Regions from separate parts of the Homo sapiens genome. Here region 2 is linked to region 1. Evidence: chromatin loops called from intact Hi-C (ENCODE). Cell type or tissue: Calu3. All regions are shown on one strand. Each heading gives the region's core, and the rest is flanking DNA. Links, peaks and the distances in the headings are about the cores only.

Evidence for each region. Peaks named below come from ENCODE experiments on the same cell type or tissue, not always from the same donor. Only the 100,000 strongest peaks of a DNase experiment are listed, where the experiment ranks them.
Region 2: it touches region 1 in a loop (5-fold over the local background); 11 of 110 quality-filtered maps call a loop at or near these places.

What each region holds. Positions count from the first base shown.
Region 1 is chr12:16,348,729-16,354,093 of GRCh38, forward strand. All of the region lies in intron 1 of MGST1 (microsomal glutathione S-transferase 1), which reads left to right. Among named protein-coding and RNA genes, the nearest start is that of MGST1, 3.8 kb to the left of the region's middle. RefSeq lists an enhancer at 1-796. In Calu3, for the core only: no CTCF peak of the experiment used is centred there; DNase peaks (open chromatin) are centred at 483 and 2,113.
Region 2 is chr12:16,072,900-16,079,767 of GRCh38, forward strand. No RefSeq gene overlaps it. Among named protein-coding and RNA genes, the nearest start is that of DERA, 170 kb to the left of the region's middle. In Calu3, for the core only: a CTCF peak has its summit at 3,866 (motif pointing right); a DNase peak (open chromatin) is centred at 3,882.

The DNA.
Region 1 (5,365 bases), core at 1-5,000:
ATAGTACTGGACTTTGTTGTCCTCTGCTGTTTCCAAAATAAGAGGGCTATGTGTGCGATTATCTTTGGTAATTAAAAAAAAAAAAAAAAAAAAGGCAAATCAGTCCAAATTTGGATATTACCCTCTCTGGCAGACGAGTAAAATTTTTCTACCGCTTTGTTTTAGAGTGGTGTCTATGAATCCCTGAGATTGGAAAAGGAGGTCAGGTCAGCACAGAGAAAGGCCTTACCCCACCACTCTCCCGAGAGGCACCAGCATTTCACCTGCAGCCTCTGGGCTCTGAACCCCACTTTGCATGAGACCACATAGTGGGCTGAGTCTGCAGCCACCACGATGCCTTCAGGAAATGCTAGAATTCATCTAGAGTTCCAGATTAACGTATCCGCAACATGGCCACCGAATTATCTTTTTTCTTTATCTCATGTGTAGTGTTTGTTAGTTTTAGAAGGTACAAAATTGCAGAGTCATGGCCCTGGGGATGCGTGCCCAGATTATTCATGTGTTTCACAATATTGATGCAGAAAGGCTGGCCACCTCATCCTGAGAAGAGAACTTTGCTCATTTTGGCCAAAAGCCTGTAAAGGGAAAGGGCGTTCCTCAACTGAGAAGTGAAGATTCTTCTCTGCTAGATAGTACGGGGGTTTGGGGGGAGGGGTAGAAAACAGGAATGAGATTTGACAAGGAAAGGCCTCCAGAAGACCAGAGCTGTTGAGAATTCTTAGCCTTGATGGTGGGTAGCCCAGAGGTAAACACTTGAGAAAACTAAGTTGCAGTCTTGGTCTCTCCACTGTGAATTTGGGTCATATTACTCACTACTTTTCTGGGCCTTAATTTCCTTACATACTAAAGGTAGAAAAAAATATTATTTGCTCTACCTCAGGATTTTTCGGGTCAAGCGAGATAAAATATGCAAAAGCTTTTTGAAAATTCTAAAATCCTCAGTGCCTAGAACAGCGCCAAAGTCGGAAGTTTTTTATTTACCAAACACACAGCATTTAACAGGTCCCAGAGCTTCTTTTTTTTTTTTTTTTTTTGAGACGGGGTCTCGCACTGTCACCCAGGCTGGAGTGCAGTGGCACGATCTCAGCTCACTGCAAACTCCGCTTCCCGGGTTCACGCCATTCTCCTGCCTCAGCCTCCCGAGTAGCTGGGACTACAGGCACCTGCCACCACGCCCAGCTAATTTTTTGTATTTTTAATAGAGACGGGGTTTCACCATGTTAGCCAGGATGGTCTCGATCTCCTGACCTCGTGATCTGCCCGCCTCCGGCTCCCAAAGTGCTGGGATTACAGGCATGAGCCACCGCGCTCGGCCCCCGCTTTTCTAACTTTATTCAGCTAAGGCTCACAAGAATCCAGTGAAATGGGAGTTCTTATTCAACTCCTTTCACAGGTAAGGTGAAGAGGTCCCAGAGAAGTTAAGTTACACTTACTAAGTGGCAGGGTCGAGATCCACCCGAATGCCAATCTAGTTCCAGAGTTTTGAATACTTGACACTCTACCCCATGTCCTCTTATGAAGAAGTCACCTCCACATTAGGGGACAGAGCTCTGGTCTCTGGCAAGAGAGGTTGAGATACTTATTACCATGCTGGCCAATGAATGGAGAATATAATGAGCAAACAAACCACTGTGCAAACATGATTGATCATTGTAAATATTTTCTATAATTCATAACCAAATTAGTGTTTTTCCCTGCTTACTTTTCTTTGATTATTTCTCCTTCATTCCTTGAATCCTCAAACCACTTAACATTTCATCCTGTTATTTATTATTATACAGGACCACTCTTCTCCCTCCTGACAACCTTTCCTGGTAAAAGGCTTTCAGTAATTTTGTTGTGGCTGCAGAGCCAACCATGATAATGGCTGCAGTTTTGTGCAGCAAACTCGTGGCAATTGATTGATAAATCAGCTTTGGGGGAAAAAAAGTTTACAACAGCATTGCCTTAATCCATGCTATAAACAACTACTATTTCTTAATGTTCTTACCTTAACTGCTCATTACCTGGCTCTTGGGTACCTGTGAAGGGGAAGATGTTACCCTGGAGAGATGGTTCATTGACTCATCAGGTGTGTGTCAGATGCTTGGTGCTGGCCAGTCTCCCAAACCCACAGACTTGAGGAGTTAAGCCACATTCTTCGTGATTGAGAAACTCTGTGTGAAGTGCACAGTGTGTTGTTCATTTTTAAAGAAAAGGCCTCCCATTGCCCTTTTTCCCAGCCACTGACTTCTTTGTGTACTTTCCTACCAACAGTCCTGGGAGGCTGCCATTTTTTTCTCTACTCTTTCAATACTGATTTTCAATGAGGGGGAAAAAAAAGTTCTCTGGACTTTTGTTCCATCAATACATAAATTTCATTCTGGGAACATTAGTAGAGGCCTATAGAGAATGTTTTAGTTTTAAAATTATTGTTAAGTAGCAACTTTCTATTTGATAAACTTACCTTAATTTTAAAAAACTTCACACGCTTGCTGTATTTCTTCACATCTTTGTACAGAGGCCTGGGACTTAGGGATCCTTTCTTAAGCTAATTACTTTACCTACACTCTGAAGGATAGTGCAGTTTATTCATGACTTTCACCCCTTCAATACTAGAACAAGCAGACACATTAAATGTTACCAAAAATATTATATTGCACTGAGAGCTAATCTAACATACTGTGCTTTCAAGACTAGAGACTTATGGAGGTTGATTAATTTGCTATCTAGGGGATTTTTTAAAAACCTTGCGCATGTAGTTTCTGTTTGCCTAAATCCAAGCTGTATATTTTTAGCCTAAGAAAACAAAAATAGGGGGGCCAGGCATGGTGGCTCATGCCTGTAATCCTAGCAGTTTGGGAGGCTGAGGCGGGTGGATCACCTGAGGTCAGGAGTTTAAGACCAGCCTGACAAATATGGTGAAACCCCGTCTTTACTAAAAATACAAAAATTAGCCAGGTGTGGTGGCGGGCACCTGTAATCCCAGCTACTCGGGAGGCTGAGGCAGGAGAATGGCTTGAACCCAGGAGGCAGAGGTTGCAGTGAGCCAAGATTGCACCACTGCACTGCAGCCTGGGCGACAGAGTGAGACTCCATCTCAAAAAAAGAAAAGAAAAGGAAACAAAAATAGGGGTTACTTAGGTAGCTTTGATTTCTTTATCTGCAAAATGGGAATTTTAATACCTCACCACATAACTGGAAAAAGAAAGAAGATGACAGATATAAGGGGTGCCTACTTGTGCCAGCCACAGAGTAGGCATTCACTTAATGTCAATTGAATTAGAATTAAGCAGAATTAAAGAGTTGAGAGCAGAATTAATCAAGCCTCTTGAAAGAGAGAGTATAGTGTAGTAACCGTATGGGGTGTTCGTGTCCCAGCTTGGCAGCTTAACAACTCTAATTCCCTTTTTCTTCTTTTGTGAAATGGGTATAGTTATGACAATTGTAATAGATTAACAAAGGTGATGAAAGTAGTGTACATAATGTACATAGTATAGTTGAACACATAGCAAGCTCTAATAAAGCTAAGTATATATGTATGTGGTTTTTAATCACATTCACCAGCAACACAAAGATGGCTATATGACCAATAAAGATACATATAAATGTATAGATTACTGGTAAGATGGATAGAAAGATTGCAGCTGATAGGTGTCAGGCTAATAAGGACACAATGCAGGGGTTGAGCTTTAAAGGCAGGAATGAACATCATCTAGAAGAGACAGTACTACATGCCAAGCAGGATAAATAGCCTCTAAGCTTGGGTCTGAGAAAAGTTGTGTGTGTTCTGTGGAAGAGAGAGAAGTAGATAGCAGGGCTGATAAAAGAACAAGAGGAGGTTACAAAGAATAATGGCAGAGGACTGGAAATGTACATTTTAAGCTTTACCCTAAGTTCCTACCTGTTTTGACTTCAGTATCACCAGTGTGTCTTGGCCTTCCTCTTCAGCACATTCCCAATTATACTTCCAATTCCAGACACAGATAACTACATTCCTCTACTCAACGGCTTTTAGTTGAATGTAACTTTGGAATGTGAAATGACTCAAGGATCATGTAAAGCTAATTCTCCTTCCCTATTACACCCATGAAAGTACCATATATGGTAATTCCTTACCTTGCATTTGCAAGCCTGTTTTTTGATGTTTCCATTATCCTGCTTCTCCTTCTTTACCTGTCTTCGAATTGATGATGATGGTGATCATGATGACAATTGTGATAAGGATATTATAAATTTATTGAGGGTTTTTCTTGGGCCAGTCCATATTTTATCTCCATTACATTAGACAATAACCCATTAAGTTAGAAGCTATTACTATTTCAATTTTTTTTTTTGGAGGGGGAGACAGAGTCTCACTCTGTCACCCAGGCTAGAGTGCAGTGGTGCCATCTTGGCTCACTGCAAGCTCTGCCTCCTGGGTTCATGCTATTCTCCTGCTTCAGCCTCCCAAGCAGCCGGGACTACAGGCGCCTGCCACCACACCCGGCTAATTTTTTGTATTTTTAGTAGAGACGGGGTTTCACTGTGTCAGCCAGGATGGACTTGATCTCTCGACCTCGTGATCCACCCGCCTCGGCCTCCCAAAGTGCTGGGACTACAGGCGTGAGCCACCACACCAGGCCTACTGTTTCGATTTTAAGAATGAAGAAATTTAGTCTCAGAGACTGAATCCCTCAAGCAAGGTTAACAGCTAAATCGTGGGACTGGAATTCAAGTCCTAAAGCCTACAGTTTTGAATACTACTGAAATGACAAGTTGTAAGTTGGGTCTCCAAAGCAGGATACATAAGAACTGAGGCCTTCCTAAGTTCAGTGCTGCTGCTAGGTACATAGCTTGATGTTTCCAAAGAGATCAGTCTATGACCTCTGGTCTTTTGCTTTCAACCTACTTATAGTTAATCTCAGTGCTAGTATGTGATGTTAGTCTATGTTTAGGGCATTTTTGCTATTTATTTTTGCTTATACTGCACCCTTTTTTTTCAAGTAGTACTTGCTTGATGTCTTCAAGCTAAATAATATAGAACTAGATAAAATATAATATTGCATACTTTTTTTTTTTTTTTTTTTTGAGATAGAGTCTCTCTCTGTCGCCCAGGCTACAGTGCAGTGGCGCAATCTTGGCTCATTGCAACCTCCGCCTCCCGGATTTAAGCAATTCTCCTGCCTCAGTCTCACGAGTAGCTGGGATTGCAGGCACACGCCACTGCGTCTGGCTAATTTTTGTATTTTTAGTAGAGATGGGGTTTCACCATGTTGGGCTGGCTGGTCTCAAACTCCCGATCTCAAGTGATCCACCAGCCTCGGCCTCCCAAAGTGCTGGGATTAACAGGTATAAGCCACTGCGTTCAGCCCCTATTTACTTTGACATTTTAAAAACTAAACAA
Region 2 (6,868 bases), core at 864-5,863, 270 kb before region 1:
TCTGGTGGGCTCCTGGAATACTTAGCAACTGTGAATCTGAAGTGACAGTACAGAGAGAAAGAACTAAAAAAATAGCTTTTTTTTGACAAGGAGAAGGCAGTACAAAGTGAATGATAAGTTAATACAAGGAGGTGGAGGAGTAGAGACACCAATCTAGCAAAAAAAGAAAAGAAGCAGTTTTCCGTTTTATAGGAAAAACTAGGAAATTATCTGAATTCTGAAAACAGAGTGTATAATGTCAGGTTTCAGAGAAAAAATAAGGATTAAGAGACTGCTAGAATGGGAATAATTGTCAACTATGCTACACAGAAGTTTAGAAATGAAGGAGATAATTGTTCCATGAGATATAGAATGGTGACAAAATGATATTTTATCCCAGATGTTTTAACCCCAAATGATGAAGGTTTGAAAATAAAGCCTCTGCTATCCAAAATGGGGCAGTTTATTTAAAACCAGTTCCCAGCAGAGCCTTGTTTCTTTCATTGCGATCTGTTTTAGTGGGCACATTGTCTTGATTTGTTCATTAGTGCCCACATTCCAGAGTGTTTCTACAGTGGTCAAGAGACCAGTCAATTAAATGGAAAAGCCAGTGAAAGTGGTTGCTAGAACTAATTGACTGACCAGTTTCATAACAATAGTTCAACCAACTGCCCTAAGGACCACTGCCCAAAGCTCATTTCTCCACATTCCTCTTTGGAATCCAAAAACTTTCCATTGTTCTTCAACCACAAAATTTTTTATTTATTCCTAAAGGGTGCAGAGAAAGTGTGAGCAACCTAAAATAATGGGTTTGTTTGTTTGTTTGTTTTAAGTGGAACCTTCTATTCCTCTCATTCTGGAATCTTTAAGTAATTTTACCCCCCAGTCCATGGGATCCTAGATATGTTTTCATGTATGAAATGAGAAATAGCCAGTAAAATAAGAAAGTGGGGTGAATGGTGTTGAATCTCTTCAGATATTTTAGGTTCTTGAACTTATAGGTGTTAGGAGTTGATCTCAGATAATAACAAGAAACAACAACAATAATAATAGGTAAAATGTATTATATTCTAAACATGTCATGTGAATTCAAATTTATAATCCTTACAAAAGCAAGAAAACCTTACTATCCCCATTTCACAGATGAGGAAATTAAGGCACAGAGGGGTCAAGCACCTTATTTAAGGTCCCTGGGGAAGGAGTATAGCAGTTACCTCCTTCTAGTATTGATGTAGAGTAGAAACTGGTTAATTTGTCTGCAAAACCTTCGAGACCCCTGCCCCTGTCCCCATACACTCACCAGCCCTAAGGTGAGCCATTACAGTCCACCTTTGTGGTTTCTGACTATGACCCTTCTTCTCAGACCATAGGAAATTGGATCTAAGGGTGGATCATATTATACAAAGTCTAGATTGTGCCAAACATTTCTTTTCCTGTGGGACTTATCTTAGGCTTGGGGTGACCCAGAGGCACCTGAGCAAGCAGAAGAGGCCATTGGCTGATCCAGGAAAGGACCACCATAGAGGGCAGTGGGAGTGAGGGGCCGGAGAAGGAAAGAGCAAACTCAACTGTCAACATTTTACTCCCCAGCTCTTGTCTGCAGGAGATCTGATGTACTACTTGTGATGGAGTTCCATGGGAAACCCCTATGGCCTTCTACTAAAACCTTTTAAAATTTCTTCTTAACCATGTTTGAGCAAGTTTCTGTTAAATACAACCAAATTATGCTTAAGAATTATGATTCTTCTTTGAATTATGATTCTTCTCCTGTTCTGTATCAGACCAAACCACTCTGAATAGTTACATCAAAATGCGTGTTCATTCACAGCCTCCCAAAACATCTATCCCCCTTTACCCCCGGTATTGATATTGTTAGCAGAAGGCAAGATTGACAAAGAGTAAAAAAAGAGGCCAAGTACTGCTTACTACCGACAAGATCGGGAATGGCTTTTAACAAGATAGTATATGTCAACTGACCTACTGTAAGTGTCTTGAAAAATGTTTGTTTTCCTTCATTTCTATTTATTCAGTAAAATTATAGCAACTCTTGGTTCTGTATTTTATAGGTTAATACAAATAGAAATTTTAACTCTTGCAGAATTATGTTAACTTTGCTGTTAAAGCGTGTGTCTCTATTTTCAGTTGGGGAAATGTGCAGTGAGGCAGTGTGGTTAAAAGTGGAGTCAGGCCAGCTGACAACAAGAGAACCCACCTCATGGGCTTAGAGCAGTGGCTGGCTCACTGAAAGAGTTCAGGGAATGTTTGCATTAATTATCATTTTATTATCATCATTATGCCTCTGACCCTTCTCAACAGCATAATTCCTACATTCTTTGGATTGGTACCAACCAAGAATATTCTTTAAGTTCTGTGGAAAGACATCATTAGTACGTTTGACTTACAATAGCTGTCTGTTTTTCCTCTCTTAAAAGTAATGATTGTTAGGCCCTTTACCTCTTATTTGCTTGCAAATCTAATTTTTTCAGCATTTCTCCAAGAAATACAGCAACACACTCAAAGGTTTTTCATAGACTTTTATTTTGTGTGACACTTTTCTAGAATATGGGAATTGTTGAGCAAAGACATTTTAATAGTACTAGATTTGAATTTTCTTTCCAACTGTTTACTTTTTCCTCGATTTTTTAGTAAATGAGGATGTCCCTCTCAAGGCTTGTTTATAGTGATGCTCAACAAAATCCAGGTCATCATAGGGTACAGCTCTTCCACTTTTCTGCTTTCATTTAATATCAAAATATTAGAGAAAAGAGGAGAAATAATTTTAAAAAGTGAAGTGTATAGAATCCAACAGAAAATATGACAGGAAATGTTAGATTTTACATATATAGTAAGTATATATGTAAGTATATAATATCTTCTTTCTTTGTAACTTCACCACACTCAATAAATGTTGACCAAATTAACTGACCTTAGTTCTATCCTTAATACATTGGAAATTGAACGTTTTTCTTCTATATATAATTAGCATATTTCTTCAGAGCAGCAGGATAAACAGACTGCTAGGTGTTTTTAGTAATGCTATCACTTAATTTCACAGAAAAATATTACAAACAGGAGTAGATGACAAGCCACAGTTTCATGCTGTGTAACTCTATGCAAGTTTCTATTATGATTATATCCCTTTTAGTGGAGATTCTATTGTGATTTGATGTCACAAAATATCACCTCTCTCTGACAGATATTGTAAGCCAAACTGCTTTTAACAGCCAGTCAGTCTCAAAATGACAGAAGTCCTGTATCCTCATCAGATCCAGCACTGGGAAGGGTTTTGTGTTTTATCTGTCACACTTACTTGATGTACATAACATCAGTTGGAAGCACCACATTTGTAAGAACAAGTTGTCCAGGTGTTCCGTTGACATCAATGCTCAGAAAGTACAGGCTGCTGTGTTATCAGAGAGGGAGCCACCAGCATAGGAAATCAGTTGCCATGTAGGTGAACTCAGTCAGAAGTGAGACATGAAGTAGTGCCCAGTGTCTACTGAGTTCAGGTTGGAGGCATGGCCAATAGAAATAGCTAGGAGATTATGTTAACATAAATTGTTTTTGAGAGCCATCCATCCAAATAGAACGGTTTGCTAAGAGCAAACTTGACTAAGAACAACCCTTGAGCACCAGGTAGCCCAAACCATGTTTTCATGACTCTAAAAAAACCCCACCAGGGCCATAGAGTGCCTTTGGGAAAGTCTGGAAAGGGCATTCCTTCTGGATGGACATATTAGGAAAAGGCTGATTTCTAGTGGACTGTGCCAGTTATCCATCCACTCAACCACTAATCCCTTCTTCATTGCCCTGCTAATGATACTAGAGCATTTCTCCTTTGCCAGCTGACACTAAGTTAAGCTGTCAATAGAGGGCACTGAAGGAACACTGGAGGAAGAAGGAGCTTCTCTTCCTGGTTCGAGTGTGTGCTCTTTTGGCATCTATGGCACCTCTGCCTCTGCATTGGCATCTTCCCCCAGCTTTCCAAAAGAGGGCTTCCCAGTAAGTTCGGCTCTTGCTGCACCTCAGCAAACTTGTCTACATTCAGTGGACCCCACCATCCTCTCTATAATAAAGCCTGTATCTCAGCCCTGGTAGGCAGGGGTCTTTTGTCTAATTTATTCCTTATTTGGGTGCTTTGCCTGTGTCCTAGAGATAGTGTCTGCTCCCTAAATCTGTTATCCTTGTATTTAGAGTTCTTTCGATGCTTAATAGCTAACCCTCTGTTCCTCCAATCTACTGTTGCAGTTAATTATTTATTTATGGTTTCTGTCTCTAGAATGAACCTTGAGTGACACAGTGAATGAGTTACAATAGTGGCCATTTGACAAGATTTACTGAGTAAAGGTGCCTTTGTGCAAAAGAATAAATGCCTCTCTCTGCCAGTGACAGCAGCTCTCACCAAGACCTTCAACTTCTTGGGCAGATGAGAGTTGGACTTCAGCCTCCATTTGTGTACATTGGACAGGCACCTTTGAGGAGGTGCACAGCTTGTACAACCATTGCCCTTCCTGGGGCCACTGAAGCTCTATGAATTGAAAGATGAATTGCTATGTTTCTGCTCTTAAGATGATCTCAGGCTAGTGGAAGAGACAGAGAAGTAAACAGACAAAGGGAAATAGGTTTTAATGGAGGGAAATGTAGGATACTATGGAAAAATGTAGGACAGACCCTGTATCTATTGCTGCATAAGAAATCACTCCAAAACATGGAGACTTAAAACAACAATAAATATTTATTTGCTATGGTTTGGATGTCTGTCCTCTCCAAACTTCATGTTGAAATTTGGTCCCCAATGTTGGGAGTGGGGCCTAATGGGAGATGTTTGGGTCTTTGGCCTGGATCCCGCATGAATGGCTTGGTGCCATTCTCATTGTAGTAAGTTCTTGCCCTGTTAGTTCCTGTGAGAGCCAATTGTTAAAAAGAGTCTAGCACTCCCCTTCCCCTCTCTCTGACTCTTTCCCTTTTGCCATATGATCTCCACACACACCAGTCCTTCTTCACCTTCCACCATGAGTGGAAGAAGCCTGAGGCCCTCACCAGATGAAAATGCCCAATCTTGAACATTCTAGCCATCAGAATAATAAGCCAAATAAACATTTTTTTTCTTTATACATTACCCAGTCTCAGGTAATCTAGTATAGCAGCACTAAACAGACTTAAGAAGTTTCCTTACACAGTTTCTGCGAGTCAGGAATTTGGGAGCAGCTTAGCTTAATGATTCTGGCATGAGATCTCTTATGAGGTTATAGTCAAGATGTCAGCCAGGGCTGCAGTCAACTGAGGGCTTGCCTGGGGCTGGAGAATTTGCTTCTAAGATGGCTCACTCACATGGCTGGCAAGTTGATGCTGGTGGTTGGCACAAGGCCTTACTACACTGACTTCTCCATAGGGATGACTGAATAATCTCAAGATATGGCATCTGGCTTTCCCCAGAGTAAGCGATTGAAGAGAGAGCAAGGTAGGACTTACTACTTTTATTATGACTTAGACTCAAAAGTCAGACATTTGACAATTTTGCATAGATTACATAGGTCAGGTCAGCTTTATTCAGTGGGAGAGGAGACCATCTGGAGACCTTACCATCAGAAAGTAAAAACCATTGGGGGCCATTGTGAAGGCTGGGTACCCCAGATCTCCTAGAACAAACTGGAGAGAGGCAAGCTTTCTGAAGCAGAGAGCACTGGAGGTGAGTCTGGCAGTCAGAGTTTAAAAAGCGAAGTGGGGCAGAAGAATGTTGCAAACAAAGGCATCATCACATGCAAAGCCATGGGAAAGTGAATGAGCAATGAGAAGTAGTGGGGTATCACTCTGTGGTAGGATTTGGGGTTTAGAGATAGGAAGTTGGTGCTGGGTGAATTCAGTGAGAAATAATGTAAGGCTGGATAAATCACCAAAGGTAAAGTCATAAAGAACCTTGCTTGGCATTTTTCCTTTTACAGGATAAGGGCAGTCACACAGACAGACTGTAATTATTCTTAGTACCTGCACCTCAAAAGGAAGCCATCCAAATTCAGTGCACTTTTTGCAGTGTTAATTTCCAATTCTTCTTTGTGGAGTCAATCACTTTCTGTATGCATTTCCTGGCTTCTTCTCTTTTCTTTCTCCAGTTCTTTTCTCCTTAAACACATTTGAAGCATAAGGGCATGGCCAGTGTGAACTGAGAGGCTACGTTCCACTTTTCCCCAGTCATGATGGCAAATGCCCTGTGTGGACCTGCTGGCTTGCTGTGGGTGTTGTAGGGACTCTGGCCAGAGACACACGAAATGGTATCAGCTTCAGTCAGTGACAGCGCTTGAGTCAAGGGACATCATTCTGAAAGGACATTTTATTCATGTGTCAGCATGGCAGATCATCTGGGGATGCTGTCTTTTTAGCTGTCCTCATAAACAAGGAAAATAATGCTGTCAACATTAGCATTTTCAAAGGTAATGGACAGCAGTGTATCTCTCTCTCTCTCCATATATATATATGTATACAGACACACGCGCACACACACACACACACATATACATTTATCGATCAGTTAGGCCTGGGACACTGGCTGGATTAGGAAACATTCTCTGACTCTTTCAGGAACGGAAGCAATCCATTAAAGTCAATTTCCAATTTTCTATAGGAGGAGTAGGAATAAGACAGAAAATAAACATCCTTATATAATCATCCAATCCTATTTTTATTACTATTGTCATATTCTTTTCTGGAAACACCTTAGAGGTGTTAGCAAGTCTGCTTGCAAGTAACAGATTGCCTAATTTTAGTCCCTTCCACTAACTCACTCACTTGCCTTGTCAATTTACTTACTTTTCTTCTTCTTCTTCTTTTTTTTTTTTTTTTTGAGATGGAGTTTTGCCCTTGTCTTCCAGGCTGGAGTGCAGTGACACAATCT